2 separate regions of the Homo sapiens genome follow, and region 2 is linked to region 1. A link is an interaction called in ENCODE POLR2A ChIA-PET data of the cell type or tissue named here. Cell type or tissue: OCI-LY7. All regions are shown on one strand.

Region 1 (4,000 bases):
CCAAGCTTTTGTTAGGCTATCACAACTGGCCACAGAACTACAGCGTCCTATCTTCAAGTTTGTGTCCCTCTCTTCTTTAAGTTGAAATTCAAGGTCTACCTCTTCCAGGCAGATGATCTCTTTTTTTTCCTAAAGTTCCTGCTCTTTATTACATTAGAACAATTCTGATGTGATGGGTTTCATCCACCACATCTCACTTGGGGTGTGTAAGTGGGTGGAGTGGAAAAGCAATAATGCCTGTTGTCTTGAGAAAGGGATGGGTTGCACCACTACCCATTAAGGTATCAGGTTACCTCTAGGGAATGGGAGTGAGTTCTTGTAATATTCTTGCCCATTTGTAAGATTGTTTTGAAAGCTATTACAGAGCTGCAATTCTGTAAGAATATGAAGTAGCATTAAAACTTAAGTTTCTTGAGTCTTATGTAAGAATTTAAAGATGTACATATGTTTTATTAGAGGGGCCTCTCTTTAGTTTTTCTCAACCTTCAGGTTTTTGGTAAAATTTTCCTCTCCTCCCCTCCCCACCAGAATACAGGGGACACATCTTAGATGGATTGATTGAAAAAAAAAAAAAACTAGTAATTTTCATTATAAAAGGATTCCTCATTATGTGATTGTTGGTTAATTACTGAGGGTTTTTTGCCTTTTTTTTTTTTTTTTTTTTTTTTTTTTTTGAGACAAGAGTCTTGCTCTGTTGCCTAGGCTGGAATGCAGTGGTGCAAACTTGGCTCACTGCAACCTCCACCTCCTGGGTTCAAGCGATTCTCCTGCCTCAGCCTCCTGAGTAGCTGGGACTACAGGTGTGCGCCACCCCGCCTGGCTAATTTTTGTATTTTTAGTAGAGATGGGGTTTTGCCATGTTGGCTAGGCTGGTTTTGAACTCCTGACCTCAGGTGATCCACCTGCCTTGGCCTCCCGAAGTGCTGGCATTACAGGCATGAGCCACCACGCCCATCCTGCTGAGTTGTTTTTTAAGCTTTTGTTTAGGTATGTTTATCATTACCAGCTAGATTGTTTAATATCTTTGAGCACTGGAACCTCTCTTTGTAACAATAGCATTTATGTATTTCATGCATATTTTGCAGGGCACAGCATTTTCTGGTATTTTTCTCAGGCTTTCTTTAAAAATTGTGTTTCCTCATCACATTTAAAACATGGATTTGCTCATATCAAATTTTTCCAGAACACATCCAGGGTGTGAAGTTAGGTATACTTATCGGTCATTATCTCAGCAAGAATTGTCAGTGTGTGACAGTGCTCTGTGTCAGGGATGCGCCTAGAGGTGCTCCACCCTTTCTGATTAAAATGAGGTCGTTGGGTTGACCAGGACAGCTGTTTTCTGAAATTTTTGCCACAAACAATCACGTCAACTAAAGTAAGGATGGAGACAGTTTGTGAGATGAGCACATGTGGAAATTACTCTATGCCTGAATAGGAACAGAAAGATCTGGCCTGTCACTGTGTGGGTGTATGCTGTGGAAGGCCTCCCCCCAGGGGGATTCATCCCAGCAATTTGTTTATCCCAATAAAGTTTGTAGACCTGTTAACCTAGGAACTCCCTACATGTCAATTAGAGGAGCCATGAAAACCTCTCGCATCGCAGGGAGGGTTGGTTAGAAGTGTCAGTTCAGGGAACCGGAAATTGCTTGGCTCAGCTGACACAAAAGAGGATCTGAAGGGTGCGGGCAGAGAGCAGGCAGTTTTAGAACCAGGAGACGCCTTTTCCTGCTGGGGAGTGACAAGTCAAGTGTCATTTGGAAGAGTTGAAAGGTGGACTCTGTGTGGAGCAAGGGACAAGATGGGGCTGCTTTGGGAGTGACACGGACCCAGAGCTAGAGTGCCCAGAAGATTCCGATTAGCTGTGGAATCCCGTGGAGTAGCCCTTCCAGCTTAGCAGGGGCACTGGGTCTCTGAATTTCAAAGACTTGCTGTCTTGGTTTTACCCCTCACCGTACCACCTGCATCAGAAACTCTTGGGGTGCTCATTAAAAATGTAAACCATTGGGTCCCTCTGTCGCCGGCAAAAACAATGTGGGGGGCATTTTAGGCTATCTGGGTTACCTGGAATCTCACTGAAGGCTAAGGACCACTGGGTGAATTATTCCTCAAAGAGCGGTTGCTCTGTGTGTTTGAACCTTTCAGTGATGAGAAATGAACTGTCTTCTAAAGCAGTGATCTTTTAAGTCTGGGGTGATGCAGGCAGGAAATGTAAATGGGTGCCAAATAAGAGAATGACAGTCTTATGAGTAACTGAGTTAAAATTGAGTCCAAAGAAAAATTGGGATACTTTGCTTAGGATTGACGTCAGAAAAGCTAACAGCACATGTTAGTTGGAACCCTGTTTGGCTGTAGTACCGGAGCAGCTGGACTGATGCATGAGAGCCATTCTGAGTTCCTCTAGGACACTGGAAATAGTTTCAGAGGTCAGCCTGTGGACATGCTGAGCCAGCTAAGATGCCAGGGCCAGGCATAAACCTCTGGGTTCAGATGAAGCTCTCTGAAATCTAGGATAAGGAAAAGCTTTTTCTTTTCTTTTTTTTTTTCCTGTCTAATGTCTGCCATATAATTTTTAAAGTAACTGCCTGATGGGGTGGCAGTGTATGCATTTGCACATTATGGGGTGGGAGGATCTGTGTGTTTTGTGGGGGAGGCTGTCACAAAAAGGAGAGATTCCTGAGCATATATTGAGCCCAAATACTGTGAGCAATGAGAATGAGTTTCCATTTTCTTTCTTTTTGTTGACCCTTTTCCTCACCCTCTCTGCTGTACACAGAGTAGGAAAGACTGTCATTTGCAGCACAGACAGAAAATGTTCCAGGGCTTGTGCCATTGCAGAAACCCCTTCCTCCCCTGAAACTGGTCAGCTGTCTAATCAGAGAGGCACCCAGACCACGACGTGGCTCCTCTCCCTGCCTCTGCTTGTTCAGGCACCATCCCTAAAACCTGCCAGTTAATGCTACCTTTAGGAAAAAACATTTAGTGATTAAAAGCTCTTGCTAAAATGTGGAGATTTACCCAATTCTTATTCATCCCTCCTAAGGGAAGACTGCAAAAAAAAAAAATCATTAAAATAAAAAGACTAGATACTGTAATGTAATCTCACTTGCCTCAGTCTTTTCCCATTTACTAGCATCACCGCATCCCCAGCTGCTGCAGCTAATAACATTTTGAAATTTTTAACTTCTATACTGACAACCATATATAGGGCTATTGAACAGCTAGAGGGGAAAGCAGCCAGGAATATCAAGGGGTGGGGACAGTCTTAGAATTTGATAAACAGACAGTGTCCTGTGATCAAATTGGTTGAAAGCAGCAACTTGTACACCATGTAGAAAACATGCTTCCCAGTTCTTCAGCTGACACCTAGCTAGGAGGAGTGGTGATGTACACAAAATAACAGTAGCTTCCAGAAAGCGGCACACTGGAAGGTAAGCCCACGTTTGTAATAGGAATAAATAATCATAAAATCCTGCATTTCTGTGAAAAATACTGAGGGAATTCTAGTATGACTAGGTGTATAAAAAGACCTGAATGGTTGATGTCTTAGTTCAGGCCGCTCTAACAAAGTAGACTAGGTGGCTTATCAACAACAGAAATCTATTTGTCACAGTTCTGGAGGCTGGAAGTCTGAGATCAGGGTGCCAACATGATCGGGTTCTGGTGAGGGCTCTCTTCTGGGTGGTAGACTGCTGACTGCTGTATTTTCATGTGGCAGAGAGAGCCATAGGGTTCTCTGGGGTATGTTTTTATAAGGGCAGTAATCCTATTCATGAGGGCTCCATCTTTATGACCTAAATCACCTTCCAAAGGCCACATCTTTTTTTTTTTTTTTGAGATGGAGTCTCACTCTGTCTCCCAGGCTGGAGTGCAATAGCACGATCTCAGCTCTCAGCACTGCAACCTCCGCCTCCTGGGTTCAAGTGATTCTCCTGCCTCAACCTCCTGAATAGCTGGGATTACAGGCACGCGCCACCATGCCTGGCTAAGTTTTGTATTTTTA
Region 2 (4,000 bases), 93 kb before region 1:
GCTTTTTTTTTTTTTTAAGAGAGATTATTTTTTAACCTACAAATAGGATTTAAAATGACAGTGGGTGATATCTGGTGTTCTTTTCTACCTCTCTCTGTCTCTGTCACAAAATTCAAATACATGTTTCAGCAGTACAGGATGTTCTTCAGTACACATCCTTTGAGCCTTCAAAATTTGATTTGACTGTGTGGTCTGACGATAGCATGTTGAGATAAGTACATTGTGATAGTAATCTGTGCCTGAGCCCTAATGAGCATCTGCTTTCTAGGGCGCCACAACAGCACCTTTCTTTGTTTCCTCTTCCTTTGCTTCTTTGATTTGAATCTTGTTAAATCCTGCAAATGGGTCATTTTTGTTTGTTTTTCAGTATGCAAATCCTCCTAGCTCCCTTTTTTGGGGAAAAAGAAGCCAGATATTTTAAATATAAGTGAATGCACTGGGAATTTTAAAGGAGTCTTCAGGAAGTGCACAGCCATAGTTCTTCTATTAGCAAATCAGACATATTATTCTAAAAATCATCTAGTTAAGTTGATACAAATGGAAATACCTGGTCAGTTTAATTAAATTCAGTAAATACTTACTGTCCAGGCATGGTATTAGGCCCTGGAAGGTGTGATATGTAATTAAAACATAGTGTGCATCATCACAAAGTGCAGTGGAATAATTTTATTTGTTTATTTAAAACTTATATAGTGCACAAATTTTAAATCTGTAGGTTGATATACTCATGTAATAACCACTCAGGTGATGATATAACATTTCCAGAACCAGACAGCATCCTCACTTGTACCCACTAAAGGTAACTACTAGTGTGACTTCTATCTTTGTTGGTTGGTTGTATCCATTCTTGTACATCATAAAGATGAAACCATATTGTATGTATCCTTTTCTGTCTGGCCTCCTTAGCTCCTTATTATTTTGGTTTGAGTCATTGATGTTGTTATGTGTGCAGTTGGTTCTTTTTTTAATGCTATGTGTATTGGATTACAGGATATATTGTATCAAAATTTATGTATCCATTATATTATTAATGAGCATTTGGATTATTTCAATTTAAGACTATTTTGAATACAATTACTGTAATTGTCTTGTTCATATCATGTGTTCAACATATGCACTTACTCCTAAGAGAGGAATTTGTAGGTCATAGGATATGTGTATGTTCAGCTTGGGTAGACACTACCAGTTTTCTCCTGCCAGCAAGGCATGAGAAATCTAATTGCTCTATGTCCTCACTAAAACTTGATATTGTCAGTCTTTTAGTTTTAGCCCTTCTGGTGAGTGGATATCTCATTGTGGTTTTAATTTGCATTTTCCTGATGATTAGTGATGTTGAGCACTTTTAAAAATATATTCATTGGCCAATTAGATATCCTCTTTTGAGAAGTCTTTTGCAAATTTTTTGATCATTTTTTAAAAATAACAACTTTATTGGGATATAATTTACATACCATGCAATTCAACTTTTTGTTCACTTTTTAAATTGGGTTGTCTTTTTTATTGGTTTGTAGGTTTTAAAATATATTTTGGATACAATCCTTCATCACACATATGTATGAAAATATCTTCCCTTAATTTTCAGTTTTCCTTTTTACTCTCTGATTGATAGTTTTAATAAATATAAGTTCTTAATTTTAATGAAGTAAAATTTACCAATCTTTTATGATAATTGCTTTTCGTGTCTGTTTAAGAAATCTGCTTACTTTAAGATTGTGAATTTTTTTCTTTTTTTTTTTTACATTTCCTACTAGAAGCTGTGTTTTATCTTTCACATTTAGGCCTGCAATCAATTTCCAATTAATGTTTGTGTTTGGTGTGGATAGCATCAAGATTTGTTATTGTTGTTTGTTCCACCTCGCCCACCCCCGGTGCCCCAGTATGGCTGTTAATGATCCAGCCCAATTTATTGAAAAGACATTTCCTTCTTTGAATTTCATTGTTGCCTTTGTTGTAAACTAGGTGAACATGTTTGTGTGGTTCTTCTTCTGGACTCCTGCTTTTTTTTTTTTTTTTTTTTAAGGCAGTCTCACTCTGTTGCCTAGGCTGGAGTGCAGTGGCGTGATCTAGGCTCACTGCAACCTCTGCCTCCCAGGTTCAGGCAATTCTCATGCCTCAGCCTCTTGAGTAGCTGAGATTATGGGTGTTTGCTACCATGCCTGGGTAATTTTTTTGTATTTTTAGTAGAGATGGGGTTTCGGTATGTTGGCCAGGCTGGTCTTGAACTCCTGGCCCCAGGTGATCCGTCACCTCGGCCTCCCAGTGGATTCTTGCTCTGTTTCATATGTATCCTTGTGTCAATACTAATTACTGTAGCAATATAGTAAGTGCGTATTCTCCAAAGTGGTCTTAACTATTCTAGGTTCTTTGCATTTCCTTATAAATTTTAGCATCGGCTTGTCAATTTCCATAAAAATAAATCTGCTAGGATTTTTACTGGAATCATACTAAATCTATACATCAATTGGGGGAGAATTGATATATTAACACTAATGAATCTTCCAAACTTTAAGGATGGTATATCTCTTATTTATTTATGAATTTACCCCTTTAAGTAATTAATAATAAAACACAAAAGTTATTGTTTTAAGTACTTGTTTCTTAAATACATCCAATGATTTCTTCAAGATCTGTATTATGGTAGTTGGCATAGGTTCTATGAAGAAAATAATTCTTTTGAAGAGAGAGAGTATGTTTGTTATCACAGATCAAAATTAATTTTGAAAAGGAGCTTGCCACTGAAACCTACTCTTTAAGAACAGATGACGTTCTTTTTAATTTTTCTTGCATGCATGTCAAAATATAACTGTATTTCCCCTTTATACTCTTTATTCTCTTTGTTTATTTGATGGCTTTGTTTATTTGATGTTGTTGTGACACCCCATCACCCTGCCTTATATGTTTATAAACATAATAATAAATTGAAAATTAGTTTTTTTTGGAGGATTTTCTGACATCCCTTATGATTTTTTAATATGCCCCTGATATTGTGAAAGCAAAGATTGGGAATTGCTGCTTAGATACCAACTTCTAAGCAATAAAACATGCTGCTCAATGGGCTTCAGTTCCTTCAAATCTTTTCTTAAATGTTTCAAAAATCTTATATATATATGTATTTTTTTCATGCTTTATATTGAAAGTTTTAAGCTTTGATTATTGCCATATTCAGCTAGCCAAAAACAACTACATAGAACCTTCAAAGCGTATTAATTCTGGCTAGGTTAGCCTAGGTTGAGTAGGAGGTTGAATAGATGACTTCTGAAGTTCCTTCAACTCTAAATTTTATGATTCTGGGAATTTATAACATCCAAGAATCACAGAATGTTAGAATGGGAAGGAACTTTAAGATCATCTAGTCTAAGCCACTCATTTTACAGATGAGAAAGGCTACCCAGAGTGTAGAGACAGAAGCAGAGCTCTAGGGAGGCAGAGAGAGGGGAAGTGGCAGAAGGGCCAGAGCTGGGGAGGGTCTGGGCATAACCTCACAGGACTGGTCAATCCATGGCCTGCAGAGGAAAAAGGGAGAAGAGAGACCACACAGGAGCTTCAGCATCACTCCAGGAAACTGATCACAGGTTGGATGGGATGCGAATGGGGCCAGTGGCACCAGCTGGTGTCTGAACAGGAATCAGTAATGGTCACTCTGTCTGAGGTCACCTGGCAGTCAGGGCCGGCCAGACTTTTGTGCTTTCTACAGCTAGCATAGCTGCTTCTCATGGTTTGGCAGAACAGCAGCATCCAGAGCTGATTCTGCCTTGCTCTCATGTGTCTAACCTGTTGTAGATGAGCTGGGTAGCCCAGAGCTGCGCCCTGCTCACCCTCCATGGCCCCTGGCCTATTCATGGCCTTGTTGTGTTTCTGAAGTCTTTCTTTGCCACATTCCTAAAGATTTTTGTTGTTATGGCTGTGGGGCCAAAACCCTCTTCACTTTTTCAGCATGCCTGGAATTTTCCCAGATCGGCTGGATGGACTCTACTTCATTCTTGGTAAAGTTTCTCTATCC

What was found. ChIA-PET counts read pairs that join two places held together with the same protein. Peaks named below come from ENCODE experiments on the same cell type or tissue, not always from the same donor. Only the 100,000 strongest peaks of a DNase experiment are listed, where the experiment ranks them.
Region 2: POLR2A ChIA-PET joins it to region 1 with 5 read pairs; 6 of 35 experiments call an interaction of 5 or more read pairs at or near these places.

Annotation. Positions count from the first base shown.
Region 1 is chr2:160,386,373-160,390,372 of GRCh38, reverse strand. All of the region lies in intron 1 of RBMS1 (RNA binding motif single stranded interacting protein 1), which reads left to right. Among named protein-coding and RNA genes, the nearest start is that of MIR4785, 20 kb to the left of the region's middle. In OCI-LY7, no CTCF peak of the experiment used is centred here; a DNase peak (open chromatin) is centred at 1,642.
Region 2 is chr2:160,479,096-160,483,095 of GRCh38, reverse strand. The region is part of intron 1 of RBMS1 (RNA binding motif single stranded interacting protein 1); the gene reads left to right. Among named protein-coding and RNA genes, the nearest start is that of RBMS1, 13 kb to the left of the region's middle. In OCI-LY7, no CTCF peak of the experiment used is centred here; no DNase peak of the experiment used is centred here.